Regions from separate parts of the Homo sapiens genome. Here region 2 is linked to region 1. Evidence: chromatin loops called from intact Hi-C (ENCODE). Cell type or tissue: thyroid gland. All regions are shown on one strand. Links, peaks and the distances in the headings refer to the core of each region. The heading gives the core; the rest is flanking DNA. Region 1 has its middle 4.5 kb from the start of MAP2K3. Region 2 holds the start of KCNJ12 (potassium inwardly rectifying channel subfamily J member 12).

Evidence for each region. Peaks named below come from ENCODE experiments on the same cell type or tissue, not always from the same donor. Only the 100,000 strongest peaks of a DNase experiment are listed, where the experiment ranks them.
Region 2: it touches region 1 in a loop (2.7-fold over the local background); 11 of 110 quality-filtered maps call a loop at or near these places.

What each region holds. Positions count from the first base shown.
Region 1 is chr17:21,276,098-21,284,358 of GRCh38, reverse strand. No RefSeq gene overlaps it. Among named protein-coding and RNA genes, the nearest start is that of MAP2K3, 4.5 kb to the left of the region's middle. RefSeq lists a silencer at 1-189 and enhancers at 76-576, 4,273-4,352. In thyroid gland, for the core only: CTCF peaks have their summits at 4,183 (motif pointing left) and 5,517; DNase peaks (open chromatin) are centred at 4,158 and 5,568; H3K4me3 peaks cover 833 bases; H3K27ac peaks cover 1,327 bases.
Region 2 is chr17:21,376,322-21,384,601 of GRCh38, reverse strand. KCNJ12 (potassium inwardly rectifying channel subfamily J member 12) reads right to left here and starts at 8,245. Exons shown (of 3, transcript NM_021012.5): 1 at 7,689-8,245. In thyroid gland, for the core only: no CTCF peak of the experiment used is centred there; DNase peaks (open chromatin) are centred at 3,281 and 5,061; H3K4me3 peaks cover 1,808 bases.

The sequences.
Region 1 (8,261 bases), core at 1-8,000:
AGCCCCGGCGGGTGCGATGCGCGGGCGCGTTCTCCTGGGTGCGTCGTCTGGAAAAAACCCGAGATCCCTAAAGGTGGCACGGCTGGGCCTGCCGAAGTGGGCGGGGGTTAAAAGTGCGCTGCTGGGCTGCCTCCTGGCTCTCTGAACCTGCAGCTGCCTCACCCTAGCAAGCTCCCTAGTGTCTCTGGGCCTCAGTTTCCTTTTCTGTAAATTGGACCCGGGTTCGGATCCGAGTCGGCAGCTTTGTAGCGGAACTAGCCTTGGTCAGGTGGTGACACCTGAGCCTCAGTCTACGCATCTGTGAGCGGGCGGCGGTGACAGCTATCTCCCGGCGCTGCTCGCTAACACGCACTGAGGGCCTGGCGCCAGCAAACGTCGCCCGCGCCCGCGCTCCAGGCGCCCGGCCAGGGCGCGGGGTCGGTGGTGAGCTCAGCGATGCCCGGTGACGAGGCAGCACGAGGAGTTTTCGTGGCTGGTTACTGCTGCCCCTGTTCTACACAGGGGGAAACCGTGTCTCAGAGGGAGTGAGGCGGCATGCGGTGCATTTTATCCCGCGAGCCCCGAGGCCCCATCCTGGCTCTCTCCTGGACCTTCGTTCTCTCCTCTCCTCCTAGGATCTCAGTCTGCCCATCTGCATAATGGCTGGATGGGCCAGTCCTCCCTCTGCTCCCACACGGAACCTCGGGGGATTTCAGGAACCGCTGACCAATCTGGCGCTGGGAACAGATGACTCTGGATGTAAAGCCAGGGCTAGTGAAGGCAGAATGTACCAGGCAAAGGTCAAGGGGTCAGCCCCTGGCCTCCAGGCAGACATGTGTACCCTGTCAGGGACCTCACGTGAGGGAAGCAGATTCCACCACCTGCTAGAAAGGCTTGAGGCCGGGCCTGACCTCTGCTTGCCCAGGTGTAAAGTGGGGGTGATGCAGGGCCCCATGCACAGAGTGGGGAGCCACAGGAGATAAGAGGGAAGCCTTGCAGCCATCACCATTCTCTTCCTGCGTCTCCTGTTCACCCTTCCCAGGCAGTGGGATGGAAAATCATGAGTCTGGGGCTCAGATAGGTATGGGTTCCAATACCAATTCCTCCACTTACTAGCTGGATGACCTTAAAGAAGTCACTGAGCAGCTCTGTGCCTCAGTTTACCTATCCCATGGGGACAATAAGGTCTCTGAAAGCGTTTCATGAGTTCAGGAGTGGAAACACCTGGCCTAGGGCTTGGCACTCACTAGGTGCCCAGGAAATGTGAGTTTGAAAACACTGTGGGCTGCCTCCATCCTTGCCATATCATCCCTGGTGACCTGTGCTTATCCGTCTGTAAAATGGGCATCCAGGAGCAGCTTCCTTTCTACCAGAACTGCAAGGCTAGTCCAGCGAGTTTTCTGGGTTCAGGCACTGGCCAACAGCCTTGACTTCTGCACAAGGCCACACTCCGCCTTGTGCACTCTGCTTCTTGGGATGTTCAAGAGTCTCAGTATTGCCCCTCAAATGTGCCAGGGATGGTCCTGCCGCAGCAGCTTCACCCTTGCTGCTCCTGCCCAGAACATTCTTCCACTCAAGCCTCCTGGGGCTGGTTCCCTCTCATCCCTCAGACCGCTTCCTAAATGAACACCCCTAAGAGGCCTTCTCATCATGGTCCCCAGACTGAGGCACAACACTTATGCTGCTGATGTCTTTGTTACTGACTCAGTTTTTAACACAGCTCTCCCTCCAGACCATCCGAGCCTCATTCCCTGCTGTGTTCCCAATGCATAGCCCAGAACCAGGCACATAGTAGGTGCCTGATAAATATTTGAGGAATGAAAAAAGGAAGGAGGAAAGCATCCACAGACCAGGGTGAAGCGACTCCAGTCCCGTGCCAACCTCCTTGGCGGCCAGATGACTCAGACAGGCCCTCGCATACAAGGAGTTTGGGGATTAGTCAGGAGCCCGATAAACAGCTCAGGAATCACAAAACTCCATGTGAGTGCTATAAATAGATGCATGAGCAAAAGTCCCAGGAGGGTGCCTGGGTGATGCAGCCATCTCCATCTGGGTGGGGACAAGGAAGGCCTCTCAGAGGAGGTGATTTTGAGACTGGACTTTTAAGGACCAGTAGGAGCTTACCAGGCAGAGAAGCAAGAAGAGCATCCCTGGAAAGGAACAGCAGAGGCAATGGGTTGGAGATGTAAAAAGGGCCACACATGAGGACCAGGTGAGGGCCAGACTGGGATGCACAGCTGCACCACTGGAGCTCAAGAAGTACCATCAAGAACCATCAGAGACAAAGGTCTCTTGCTGGCTTGCTATAGTGACATCTCTTGATTTCTTTCTGTCTGTAAGTGGCACAGTCAGATTGGGGAACTCCATGACCATGCAGAAAGCAGAATAAATGTTTGACATGGGTCACAAGAGGCTGCCTCTTACCTTGATTCCTAGGAGAAAAGTCCCAAACCTGCTCTCTGTGGATGCAGGAAACTGAGTCTCTGGATGGGAAGGATTGTGGCCAAAGTCAGGATGCAAGCATGATCTGAGGTGGGCAGGACCTGGGGTGACAGAAGGCTGTAAAGAGAGGCTGACTCAATAGCATTAACTATAAGTTTTGTGCTTCCAAATCACTTTTTGGTTTTTAAGAATTTCTTGATACTATTGTAGCCTGCCTTCGATTTTGATCCTTTATTCTTTCTATTTGTCAGGTGCACAAGATTACCTTCCTTTTTTAGCCTTCTGTCTTGTCACCAACCATTCCTACTTGGTGGCCATGTACTTGGAAAAAGGCCGCATGATCTTTCTGGCTCCAATCAATGTCTAAGGCACCCTGCTTCCTTTGCTTGCATCCCACAGACTATTTCCCTCATCCTATTTACTACAGCAAATCTCTCCTTAGTCGATGAGATTGTGTTTATCTCCCTTTAAAACCCTACCTATCCTGAATGGTCTGTCATTGTCTGCCTTTAAAATCCTTCCTCTTTCTTCTTCCTCTATTCTTTAAATAATGATGGGGCTAAGTTATACCCAAAGCATCACTTTACAAAATATTTCCTCGGTACTTTGCAGAAAACACCAAACAAAAATGCCATTTTAAAAGAGGTGTATTTTTTCTTTTAAAATGTAAGCTCCTCAAGGGCAGGGAAATGTTTTCTGTATGTTCTATTGTGCCTAGTACACTGTAAATGCTCAATAAATACTGATGATGGGGGAAAAAAAAGAGAGAGGCTGACCCAAACCCAGGATGTGGGCAGCTCCTTCATTCATTCAACAGATATTCATTGAGCACTTACTGTGTGACTGGCACTGAGAACACAACATTGAACAAGATGGACACAACTCCCTGGGGAGGTATGACCTGGTGTGTGAGCCAGACAAGCAAAATGCCTAAGTCAAATTATGTCAGGCCAGGCATGGTGGCTCACACTTATAGTCCCAGCAGTTTGGGAGGCCGAGGCAGGTGGATCGTTTGAGCCCAGCAGTTTGAGACCAGCCTGGGCAACATGGCAAAACCTCGTCTCTACAAAAAAAAAAAAAAAAAAAAGTTGGCTGGGTATGGTGGCATGCTGCTCAGGAGGCTGAGGTGGGAGGATCACTTGAACCCAGGAGGTCAAGGCTGCAGTGAGCCAAGGTTATACCACTGCACTCCAGCCTGGCGGGCAACAAGACCCTGTCTCAAAAAACAAAAAATTATTACAAATGCTATGGGGGAAAGTAGGGGAGGGGACAGGGTGTGTGTCTGGACATGGGGGCTATAATTTTAAGGAGGGAGGTCAGGAAAAGCCTCCCTGGAAGGTGCCACATAAACAGAGACCAAAGGACTTAACGGAAGGACCCACAAAGAGATCCGGGGGAAAAGCATTCCAGGCAGAGGGAACAGTTGTGCAAGGGCCCTGAGGTGGATGGCTTGTAGGCGAGTAACAAGGAGACCGATGTGGCTGGGTGGTGGGAGCTGAGGAGTCCCTGTTCTCACCTATATACACCCCCTTGGACGTACTCACTCCCACGTGCCCCTTCACACCTGTGCAAGTCCACACACCCCAAATACACATGCACACACACATGACACAAGGGGGTGCACAAGTGTGTACGTTCATGTGGAGGGACCACATGGTCACGTCCACAGACACAACCCACAGGCACAGCGGTGCACATGGTCTATGCATAGCCTTGCCACCAGCTGGGGCCTCCACTGCTTGCTGCCCCACAGCGCCCTCTGGTGACCAGGGCCCGGCAGTGCTCTAGAGTGCCCAGGAGCACAGGATCCACTGCCCTCACTGCTTTGACGGCCATCCAGCCTCCTCTTCTCTGTGCTGCCTGCCCCCAGGCCTTCCACACTGCAGCCAGAGCCTTCCCAAACACGGCTGGCCAAGTTCTAAGTCCTGCCCTGGCTCCCTAGGCGGGCAACTTCCAACACTCCAACCCCTGGTGACTTCTCCAGACATCCCCCAGTCCAGCCACTCTGAATTCAAGCTTTCCTCTTTGAACCTTTCTTTGCAAAGGCTGTTCCCTTAGCCAGGAATGCCCTTCCCTACCTTCCGACCTGACACATTCCCTCCGCTCCTTCGAGGCCCAATTCTGAAGGTGGGACAGGAGGCCCTGCCTGACACTGCTCTGCCCAGTGCCCCTGCCCCAGCCCCTCTCACCATGGCTCACCCGCCCTGTCAGTGGCTGCGCCCCTGTCTGCCTCTCCCATACGACTCCTGCTGCTTGAAAGCAGGGCCTGTGACTGGTTCTCCCCAGAACAGCATCAGGCCATGCTGGTGATGGTGGAAAAGTGAAAACTTGAGAAGCTTGGAGGCAGCAATATGTGGTTCCTGAGCATCTTTTACTCAGGGGCCGGTTCTGAAGTCGAAATATAGAGAAGGAAACCTCAACGGAGGCTCACCTGCTTTCTTTAAATCATCATCACTCTCAAATATCAAAAGATGAATTCACACAAGTGACTGGCTCCACTAGCAAAACAGCAAGTCCTATTTTTACAGCTCCTACTATGTGCTAGTCCCTCCAAGCACAGCATCTTATGGACTCACTGTGATGCAAGCTGCACGGGGGCAATGCCTTTGCTTTGGTCACTGCAGTGTCTCCGGCACACAGTAGGTGCTCAGTGAATACTTGCGGAGTGGAGGAAAGTTTTCAATGTCCCAACGAGGTGTCTAGTATTATCATCATCTCCACTAAAGAGATGAGAAAATCGAGGCTCAGAGAGGTGCCCAGAAGCATCCAATACCGCTGGTAATGGCAGAGCTATTGTTTGAAATCTGTTCTGTCAGATGGAGATAGTTTTCCCTGCCTTTTCCTGCCCACACTTCCACTAAAGTGTTTTGCAACACCCTGCTTCCGAGCAAAACAAACTCCCCTTGAGCTCCCTTCACTGCTTTCTGGAAAGCCACCAGCTCTGCTTCTAACAGAGCAGTTGAGTCTGGCCTGCCCGGTTCCCTGCAGGGTTGCACGAACAACCCTGTGGCTGTCCCCAACACCAGTCCAGGGGTCCAAGGAGCCTCAGCATGGTGTCTCCCTGCCCAGGGTTCTCAAACTTAGCACTTCCTGCCCAGCAGGCAGGAGGCAGTCAAGGGGACAACACTTACTGGCACCTGTTGCATGCCAGGCCTCGTGACTTGACACACATCCCAGGGAAGTGGGTGTGGTTAGACTTTCATCTTACAGATGAAGAAACAGAAGCCCAAGGCTTCAAGCGCTTGCCCAGGTTCCACCACCAGGAAGGATGACACCAGATTTTTAACCCAGACCATCACTGTAACAGCCTACTGTGTGTCAGCCTTTTTAGTTCAATCCTGTGCTTCATTATCTAGATGCCAAGACCACAGGGCTGTTCTTATTGCCCCATGATGGGTGAGAAGTACTGCAGACACAGAGATGAAGCAACTTGCCCGTGAGATCACACAACCAGGGAGAAGAGAGGCAAAAGCGTCCCAATGGGGCTGACTCCACAACACGGGTGCATCCAGCATATCTGCCTTCAAAGTGCTGTTTTCTAATCTAGGCCAGGAAGTAGCCAAGTAACCGTGAACCAATGAGTTGTCTCAGCCAGGCCTTGGAGGTCACCCTGTCCGTTCCCATCAATGCTTCTGTCCCTTTTCGGCCATCCAAGCCTGGGCTTATGTCCCTCCCACGATGAGTGTCTCACCCTTTCATGGCAGGGTCTTTCGTTCCCAGTAAGCTTGGACCATTATCAGCTTTTTTTTTTTTTTTTTTTTTTTTTTTGAGACGGAGTCTCACTCTGTCACCTAGGCTGGAGTGCAGTGGCGCAATCTCAGCTCACTGCAACCTCCGCCTCCTGGGTTTAAGCGATCCTCCTGCCTCAGCCTCCTGAGTAGCTGGGATTACAGGCGCACACCACCACACCCGGCTAATTTTTGTGTTTTTAGTAGAGACACGGTTTCACCATGTTGGTCAGGCTGGTCTCGAACTCCTGACCTCGTGAGCTGCCCACCTTGGCCTCCCAAAGTGCTGGGATTATAGGCGTGAGCCACCGCGCCTGGCTACCACTATCAGCATTTTCTTAAGCAATCCTGAAGTTGTGTCACGCTCAAACCCATCCATTCGTTCCATATGCTTCCTGAGCATCTGGTTTTGCCTGACATTATGGGAGGCACTGAGGATACAGTGAAAACCAAGACAGAAAGGTCCCTGCCTTCATGGGGCAGTGAAGACCTCCTGCCTTTATGGGGCAAGCCTTCTAGAGGAGCTTGAGAAATAAGGCAAATTCAGCATGGATGAACATAAATCTATAAAATAATTTCGAAAAGCCGTAAGGGCTATGAACCAAAGTAGAGCTGAGTGATGTAGCAGAGAAGCACTGGGTAGTCAGGGAGACCTTCCTGGAGGAGGTGTCTTCTCTGCTCAGGCCTGGGTGACAAGAAAGAGCCATGTGAAACTGGGGATAAGGGCTGGCTTAAAATAGGCTGTGGCACATAGTAGATGCTCAGAGTGAGAGGGACTTCTAGCTAACATGGAACTAACAGGGATATTTTTCTCTTTTCCCTCTCCAAACCCCACTAAGATGACAATATAAGGAAAAATGTTTAAGTCGCAAACTTATAAAGAAAGTCAATGACAAAGAAAGTCAATGGCAAGGACAAAAAGTCTACAGAACTTTTCCTTTGGAGACAGGGTCTCTCTCTGGCACCCAGGCTGGATTGCAGTGGCGTAATCTTTGCTCACTGCAGCCTCAACCTCCTGGACTCAAGTGATCCTCCCGCTTCAAGCTCCAGAGTAGCTGGGCCCACAGGCGTGCGCCACCACACCCCACTAATTTTAAATTCTTCTGTAGAGACAGGGTCTTGCCACGTTGCCCAGGCTGGTCTTGAATTCCTGGACTCAAGCGATCTTCCTGATTCAGCCTCCCAAAGTGCTGGGATTACAGAAGCGAGCCACCGCATCCAGCCTACAGAATTTTCGAAGCTGGAAAATTAATAGTAATCACCTAGGCAGAGTGGAGGAAGCTGCAACCAAATTCTGCATGTCGAGGGAACCATTCAAGGCCAGAGGCCCCCCAGATACATAGCCTGGGAGTCACAAGGTCCCTCTGGAAGTGGGGGGGCAGGTGGGGACAGAAACAAGATGAGTTCAGAGCTTGTAAAAACAGCACTTGTGCCTTCCAGCTTCCCAGAACCGAAGGTCATGTCTCCAGATTTGAAAGGATCCACTGAGTGTCCAGCTTGATGCAAGAAGAAAACAGGCTATTATGAATTCCCAGGAAAACAAACAACACAAAATGGAAAATGTTGTCACAATGTACTGCACAGCTCAGCTGGGAACAATATTTACATAACCATAATACTGTAAACACCAAATACTGATGCATCCCAAAACTGATGAAATGAGTCTTGGAGCTCACAGGAGGTGAAGCACAGGGTTCATACCTAAGAGAACCAAATCCTCACTGAGTGTCCATGGTAGAGAGCCGGCGGATACTGCCTAAAATAGCAAATAAATAAAAGAATCGCAGTGTAGCATGAGACTGAGAAATAAGGAGGGAAGAGCTCAAAGGGCCGAAGAGGTGCTGCTGCCGTGTCGCGGCGAAGAGGTGCTGCTGCCGTGTCGCGGCGGGACTGGGTCTGTTGGGGGGCCACGACCCGGGCTGCACTGGCGATGCGCATCCTGCGGGTGGGGGTGGCGGGTGGGGCAGACCGCTTCGCCGTCGCCACCTTGAGCCCTGCAGACCCGGGCTCCCACCGCTCCCTGCGCCACTGCCTTCCTACAGACCAAAGGTGGCTGCAGGGAACTGGAAAGGCCCACGTGTCCCCAGCACACAAGACCGAAGGAGCAGAGAA
Region 2 (8,280 bases), core at 281-8,280, 100 kb before region 1:
CCCCTCCGAGCTCCAGCGTGTCTACTCTGCCCTGAGTGGGAGCCAGGTTCACCCAGAGGTCCCAAAGCCCCAGGCTGCGACTCTGAAGCCCCCCAGACCCTCTGAGCTCTGGGGATGGAGGCAGGGGATCTGGATTATCCCAACTCCCAGAGGGATGTGACGAAGGAGGCACCCAGGCGAGGACTCGGTACCTCTCCTGGTACTTAAACCAAATCCTGCAATCCAGGATCTCTGTCTCAACGCAGCTAAAATGACAACGAAAAGAACCCATGACTCACGGACTTCGGTGGCTCTGTGCATTCAGATGCCACAAAGATCCTACAGTCCCAAGACTCAGCCCTCAATCCATGCCCAGGACGACAGGATGAGACCCCCTGGGTCCAGTGGGCACGGGCACCACACAGCAGTGCGCATAGTGCAGGGGACGCCATGACATGTATGCAATGGTCCCATACGAATTTAAAAAAAGGCAACTTAGATATTAGCACGTTTCTATGCCTCCATTTACTTATTCACGTCTGCATAAGCACTGAGAAACCCAGAAGCCTCTCTAATGATGGTCACCCCAAGGACAAGAAACTCTGGGGGTGGGGGAGGCAGGGGGTGAGGAGGAGAAATTCACTTTTCCCCTTACAACTGTTTATCACTTTACTGTGAGCACATAACACTCTTATAATTAAAAACTGTTATATTCAACAAAATATGACAATGCCCGTGATGGCTCATGTGTTTTTTGTCTATTTCATCCTGCCCCACCCACTGAGATGTCAGCCCCCCAGGGCAGGGGTCTTGTGCAGGCCACATCCCCAGCCACCTGCTGAGCTCAGGAATGAGGCCAAAATCCTGCATCCTCAAAGCTCACCACGCAAATACCTGACCTCTAGGACCTCTAGGATTCTCTGAGAAGGGAAAGGAGGGGATGGAAAGAAAGGGACATCCAGGGGACAGGCTGGGGGTGGCTTGTGATTGGGGATCCCCAGGGCCAAACAGGTGGCTGTGACCCCTGAGTTTGCCCCTCCCAGGCCCTATTTCCACAAGACCCAAGACTGTCAGAAGCCCCACTTTTGAGCATCCCCAACCTGCCCCAGATCCCAGCACCCCTGGAAGCCCCAGGTCTCCATCTGCCTCTGCCCTCCCTGTGATCATGCCAGGACCCGCCCCCTCCGGCCACGCCAAGCTCCCCTGGACCCTCTCTGGCCTCGGCGCCCCCCAGCCCTGAATGGAAGCCTGGCTTGGCCCGGAACCAGGAGCCCCGAGGCAGAGGGTCGGGGCGGGGTTGGCTCGGCTGCTGCCACACAGAACGCCAGCTGCTGGCAGCGATTTATTTTTGCTTTAAGTGCTGGAGAATTGCAGGCCTGGAGCCGCCAGCTCGGGCCCGGCTGCAGCTGGAGCAAGCGGGGCGGGCAGGGGCAAGGGCACACCTCCGGCCACCAGGCCACTCCATCCCCCTTGACCTCTCCTGCCCCCGGCCTTTCATCCTCTCTATCATACACATCTCAGTCTCCACATGCTCCCTTCTCCCCGGCCCCTCCCCTGCCAAGTCCCCAAAAGCTGCCTGGAAGCATCAGGGACAGAGGGTCTGTGGCCTCAAGGCTGCGCCCCAGCCTTCCTCCGGGAACTGTGTGACCTCCGGCTGTGGGGACCCTCTCTGGCCTCAGGCTGCCCGCTCCCACAGTGGAGGTGTCACGTCGCACCCTCCTGTACACCCTTGGGGTGGAGGCAGGGAGGGCTGAGAAGTATCCCTGCTGCCAGTCCTCATGTTACCTGGTTTCCTTTTCTGCCCCCACTCCCCAGGTGAGCCCCAGGAGACAATCTCCCATCCTGGCACACCTGGCTGCACACCTGGCCAACCGGGCACACCTGGCTGAGGCCCAGGACCAGAACCTATCTGCTCCCCACAAAAGGGGCCACCAGCCCTGTCTTTTCTGAGGCAACATGGACATCCAGGGGAGGAGGGACGGGCAGTGCTCAGGCAAGCAGAAAGCATGCCAGTCTCTATAGTTGCAGAGGTGATCACTGCTGGCCACTAAAGCCGCTGGAGTTGATCATTGCAAATCATAAACATTTTTAAACATTTTATAACGTGGGTGTCATGTTCCAAAAAAAAGACTGGAAAGGAGAGGTGAAATGCATTGACATGAAACTCAATGACCGTGGGGAGTCTGGAATGCTTAACTGGGCAAGAAACAGAGACACTGTCCCCTCCCTGCCAGCCCCATCCCCTCAGCCGCCCTCCAAACATGTATGCTGAAGGCAGGAGAAAGGATTCAGCCATCAGCTGAGATATGAGAGGCCCCACGCCCCAGGCCTCAGTTTGCTGGGATCTGCAATGGGAACGGCTTGTGATCCTCAGAAGGAATCAGATGGGGACATCCTGAGCTGAAGCAGGCCAAGTGCTAGAGGACACAACAGGGCTTGGAGCTTGAAGCAGTGAGGGTACAGATATAAAGCACTCCACCCAGAGTAGGGGCCTGAAGGAAGCCCCAACTCCCTCCCACTCAGCCAGACAGACAGATGGCAGGCCAAAGGCTCAGAGAAAAGGTCAGAATCCAGCTCTGTCCACCAACAAGCGCCACAGTTCTTGGACAGTGACCTCTCTGAGGCTCAGTTTTCTCATCTGCAGAATGGGCTGACAATGCTGGCTACCATTGCTACCAAGCACTCACTGCATGTCAGGCACCAGGCCTGGCTGAAGCAGCCCATTCACTCTCTGTGTTTACTGGGCGCCTGCCATCTCCTGCCTACCGCTTAGGCACTGGGGACACAGCTGTGGTAGAATAGGTCCAAAAAGAGGAGATCCTATTCCAAGGGAAAGATAGACAGTAAACAAGATCAGCAAATAAAATATATTGTGGCAGATAGCATTAAGTTCTACAGAGAAAAATAAAGCAGGAAAAGGAACATGGGGGAAAGGGAGGCTGCAGTGTCCCACAGGGGAATCAGGGGAGGTCCTGGAGAGAGGGTGGCATCTGGGCAAGACATGAAAGCGGTAAGGGAGGGGCCGTGCAGAGATCTGGGAAAGAACATTCCAGGCAGAGATAGCAGCATGTGCAAAGGCCCTGAGGTAGGAGTGGGCCTGATCTGTTGGAAGCACAGCAAGGCAAGCAGGAGCGTGGCCCCGGGGAGGGAGCAAGAGTCCTGGAAGTGAGGCCAGACTGTGCAGGGCCCTGAGGGTCCCAGGGAGGAGTGTGGTGGGAATCGACAGAGGGCCCTGACACCCAGAGTGCACCAGGCACATAGAAAGTGCTCAAGGAACAATGGCCCAGAGTGGCTCTGGTAGAAGCCTCCACTCCATAAGCTTTATTGTTTGTTCCCTGGCCCCTCTCCAAGCCTGAGTCCTTCAAAGAGGCCTGGGCTGCAGGTGAGGGCAGGAGAGGGAGGCTTTGGCTGCCCAAGCAGGAGGGAGGGCTCAGTCCAGGTGGGCAGGGGGAGTCAGGCAGGATCCAGGAGGCTGTGCCCACTGACCCTAGGACAGCATTAATGCACAGCCAAGGCGGAACTGCTCCCTGGGGCAGCTGAGAAAGGGGTTCCCACTCCTATCTGGCCAAGCAAATGGAACCATGTCCAATGATGCATGGCTGAAGGCTAATTAGAGGGCTGGGCGGGGGTCCCCAAGGTCTCCACAGCCTCATGCTGCCACTTCAGCAGCCAGGCAGGAAGGAGTGAGCTGTGGAGCACCAGTGGTGGTGATTGGGGTTAGGGGACACTGAGGACACACCAGGAAACAGGAGGCCTGCACTGGGGCCCACTGCCATCTGGGGCCCACTGCCATCTGGGGCCCACTGCCATCTGGGGCCCACTGCCATCTGGGGCCCACTGCTACAGCAACTCGCTGCCCTGCCCTGGGCCTGCTTCCCTACATGTCCAAGGGAAGGTTGGATGGGGAAATGACGAGTTCCCCAGGCTCTGGCTCCACAAATGCTCACACCCCCTCCTTCCCAGATCCCCCTCTCCACACGTCCATTTCTACTGAGACCAGCCCCTCCCCACCCCCAACTCCCAGAGGCACGCTCCAAGTCTCACATTCCTACTGCCCCATCCTGAGCACTCTCCGGAGCCAGTCCCACTTCACAGATGATGAACTGAGGCCAGGAAGAGTGACCCCATCTTGGTGGCAACATCTGCCTCTCTTGCCCCCCTGAGTCTGTCCAAGAGTCTCCTCTGAGATAGTGAGATCCCTGAGGGCAGGGGCTGGGTCTCCCCGTATGCAATGCCCATTGATTAAGCACTTCTGTATGGCTACCCAGCACAGGGGCCACAGCTAGGCAACAGGGCCTGGGGTCTCCAGCCCCAGAACTCAGCCCCCACAGCTCTCACCAGCACAGCAAGGCCTCTGTGGCTGGAAGAAGCAGTCCAGACATGGAATCATCGAGCATTTACTGGGCACCTACTCTGTGCCAGGGCTTAACTAGGTCCTAGGAATACAGCTCCCGGGAGCTGGGATGGCATGCAGGCCTCAGGCCCTGTGTGGGACCTGCCTGGTGGTAAGGCAGGGAGAAAGCTAGCCTGGCAGTCAAATGCCCCTGAGGGGTGTGTCTGTGGAATGGGGGAAGGTGCAGTTCTGTCCCTGGGAAAGCACCAGGGCTCTGGGTCTGAGCCCCACAGGCTGGTGCCTCCAGTGCCTCCCTGGGCCTCCAATCCCTGTCTGCACAATAGAGCTAATGCCACCCTCTGCACTGGCAGGCCATTAGGAAATTAAGTCAGCTGACCCAGGGCTGGGTCCTTGGCCAGTGCCCAGCGGGGGCTCTGGTCCTGCCCCGAGCCCAGCACCTCAGAAAACCCACCTGCCTCTGCCAGGCCCCCCCCCACCCCCAACCCCATGGTGCCTCTGAAGCTCTGGCCAACCTGCACACGGCCCAGTTTCAGGCCAGCTCTCTTTCATCTTCAGCCTTTCCCTGCTGCCGTGTCCCCATCACGCTGCCAGTTCCCGGCACAGCCATCCCGTGGGGCTGAGCCCCCACCCACCGCACCTTCCATGTGGCCAGCCAAGCCTCCACCCCTCCTGCTGCCCGCAAGCTGCCCCCTCCCTGACTCTCCTCCACGCTAGCCGGTGGCAGGGCTCCAAGGGCAGGCCCGGGGAGGGGCAGGTGTACCCATGTGTCGCTCACAGTAAAGCCCTGGCCAGGGCCCAGCCACAGGCACCAGCTGCACCTGTTGGAGGAAGGGCCCAGCCCAGAGCTGGGCCTGGGAGCAGGGGGGGTGAGGGTGGCCACTGGGTGGGCACCGTGTGTACCAGTAGCCTTCTGCCTGGGGACCTGGCGAGGGCCACAGAGGTTGATGACAGTAATGATGCACTCACTTCCGCCCCAGCCATATGCCAAGGCCTCCGGGTGCCACGCTTGGTACTGCCAACTGTGGCCCAGGGTACCGGAGGCCTGGCTAGGCAGAGAAAACTGCCCATAGGCAGAACCGGCCCCAGTGCTGCAGAGCTGCAGGTGCTGCTGCTGCTGTTACTCCTGTTATCACTGCTGTCATTATTATTTTGCTGTTGCAGGGCCACTCAGTGTTACTTTGTCCTGCTTCAAGGAGACCCAGGGATGGGGACACCATGGCCCTGGGGCAGGAAGGCTGGTGGGGTAAGCGCCTGGCCTGGAAAGAGCTAGGTGAAGGCATCTGTCCAAACCCAACCCACTGCATGGTTTTAGGCAATACCCCTCCACCACTTCCCAGGCACCTCTTCCTTCCAGCACAGTTGAGGCACATTCCTGGAGGGGTCCCCTCCGGGGCAGCCTGGAAACCTTATGGGGTTTTGACGGGGTAGCTGCAGGGGGAGTGTCCAGAGATGGACTGACAGCTCAGGTCCTGCCCCTCCCAGAGAAGGCTCCACCCCCTTCAGTGCTGGGGATGAGGGGTGTCAGCCATGCCCTCCCCTGGGAGGGGAAAAAGGAGGTGATAGAGGACTTGGAGCCCCTACCTGCCAGCTCTGGGTCAACAGCCAGCATTTACAGACTGCCTACTGTATGCCTACAGCGGCCCTCCAGTGGAGAAGAGGGGTGTCCCTGTGGCCCAGCACACTGGAGCCACCCTCCTCGTCTCCAGGGTGCTCGAGTGAGTGCCCTCCGCCCTCACTCCCTGCTCTCTCTCAGGCGGCTTGGCCCCACCAAATGGCAGGCCCCCAGGGTCCCCCTCCTAGAGCTGCCAACCTCGGGTCCCCTGTCTGGTTGGAGGTGCCACCAGAGAACTGAGGGGCAGACTTCGCTGTGAAGTCTTTTGTTGGGGGGGGCGGTCCCAGCAGACACTGAGGGGCTCTTCTCAGAATACAGAAGGGAGTACCCCTCAAAAAGAGCGAAAGCCTCTGGTGGCGCCCAGGGCTGAGATGGACCTCCCCTCTCTGACCCTCGCCCGCCACAGGGCGGCGGTCCAGGGCGGAGCTGCGCGAGGAGGGGCCGCGGAGGTGCAGCGCAGCGCGAGGGAGGCTGGGGTCCAGCCGCGCGGCCAGGGACCGGCTCTCCTTTGGCATCTCAGAGGGGGCGAAGGCTAGGCCCAAGGCTAACGCCTTCCGGGTTCGCACCTTCCAAAGGCGGCTGCCGATTTCAGTGGCGTGTGGGCGCCTCGGCGCTCTCGGAGACGGAGCCTGTGAACCTGGGTTTGGGGCGCAGATGTGGGAGCCAGGAGGTCCCCAGCGCTTTATTGCAGGGCTCGAACCTGGGTATAGGGGAGCAAAAAAGAAACTAGAAATGGCCACAGGCAGCGCGGTACTCTAAGATGGGAACGCCCCCTGGGAAATGGGGAGGGGGAGGTCCCAGGTGCGGGCGAGTCCAGGCTGTGAGGAGGCAGGAAAACCTCCCAGAACAAGACCGTCCCCAAAGAAACACTTTGACCCCCATTCTGATCACAGGTTTTAAAATATTCACATGACATGGGCACGCTGGATCAAAACCGAGGCACAGACACTCGCTTGGGCCTCAACTCCCATCTGAACCCCCCAAGGAGCGCCCCACCCCAGCTGTCTCTGCCCATGAGCCCCTGATTCCCGCCCCGCTCCCCCAGGGCACCCGGAGAGGCCGTGCGCGCGCAGGGTGGACCCTGGCCCTGAAACCCTGGGAGCTTCTCAGCCAGCGGCCATCCCCTCGGAGATCAAGGCCGACTTCTAAAAGCAAAAGGGAGCCTCTGGACTTGGCTGACTTGCTGGCATGGAATCATTTCCAGAATATTTTTACTCCATTACAGCACGGGAGGTGAGAAAGAGACACGACTCCAAGAACCCGCAGGTCTCTGACGGGAGGCATTCTCGGGGCGGCTCATATAGCCCGGGCGCCCACCTCCGAACCCCACCTCGATCGCGGGGTCTCCGGGAAGGTCACGCGTAGGACCCGTGCCGCGCGCCAGAGTGCTTCCGCACGCTCCCTCCCGAGCCCCCTAGTGCAAACCAGTCAGAGGGGGGCCGAGGGCTCCTCAAAGTTTCCCGGAGCGCCCCCCAGGACGAAGGTTAGCCAGGAGCAAAGTTCCTTGTGGTGGTAGCCGGAGACATGGCAGGAAAAGAAAAGCTCGCAGTCAGCATTTCCTCCGATGTCTCACCAAGGGAGGGAAAAAAATAAAACGAGAGGAAGAAAACACCCTCCCGCTCCACCTTCCCTGTTGCTGCACAACCTCGTGCTAGCTCCGGGCCGGGCTAGTGGCGAGGCGCGGCCTGCGGGGAACTGGGGCCGGGCCCGGGAGGGACCATGCGCCCGCGGCCGCGCACTTACCTCGGTCAGTGGCCCGGGCGCGGCGCGCTCGGCGTCCTCCAAGCTCCGGGCGGCCGTTCCTGGCCCCGGCAGCTGCCGCGCTGGCTGCATCGCCGCCGCTGCCGCCACCGCCTCAGGGCAGCTCCCGGGGGCGCTCCATGCCGAGGGGCGCGTCTTCTCTGCAAAGCGGATCGCCCTGGTCCAGCCACGGGTCGGGGGCGCGCGCCTGGACGGCGCCCCCGGCCGCTGGGCGCTCGCTTGGGCCGGGGCGGCTGGCGTCGGTCCCTCGGTCCGGCTGTGAGCACGGCCGGCCCACCCCCTCCCCCGCCGGCTGTTATCTGATCTCGGGCAGGGCCCGGCGCGCTCCCCTACGCCCCGGCGCCCCGCACCTCCTCGCAGGCTCTGACCGCGCCAGTCCCCCTCCCCCGGCTACTGTTCCCAGGGAGGCGGCAGCAGTGGCGGTGTGGCCGGGAGAAGACGGGGAGCGAGGAATGGAGGGCGAGGAGGCGGCGGGAGGCAGAGGCTCGGCGCGCACCCAGCTCCGCGCCTCGCTCCACCGGAGCTCAGCTCGGCAACTCCTCTAACTCTCCGCGGAGAGCACGCCCGCCCCGCG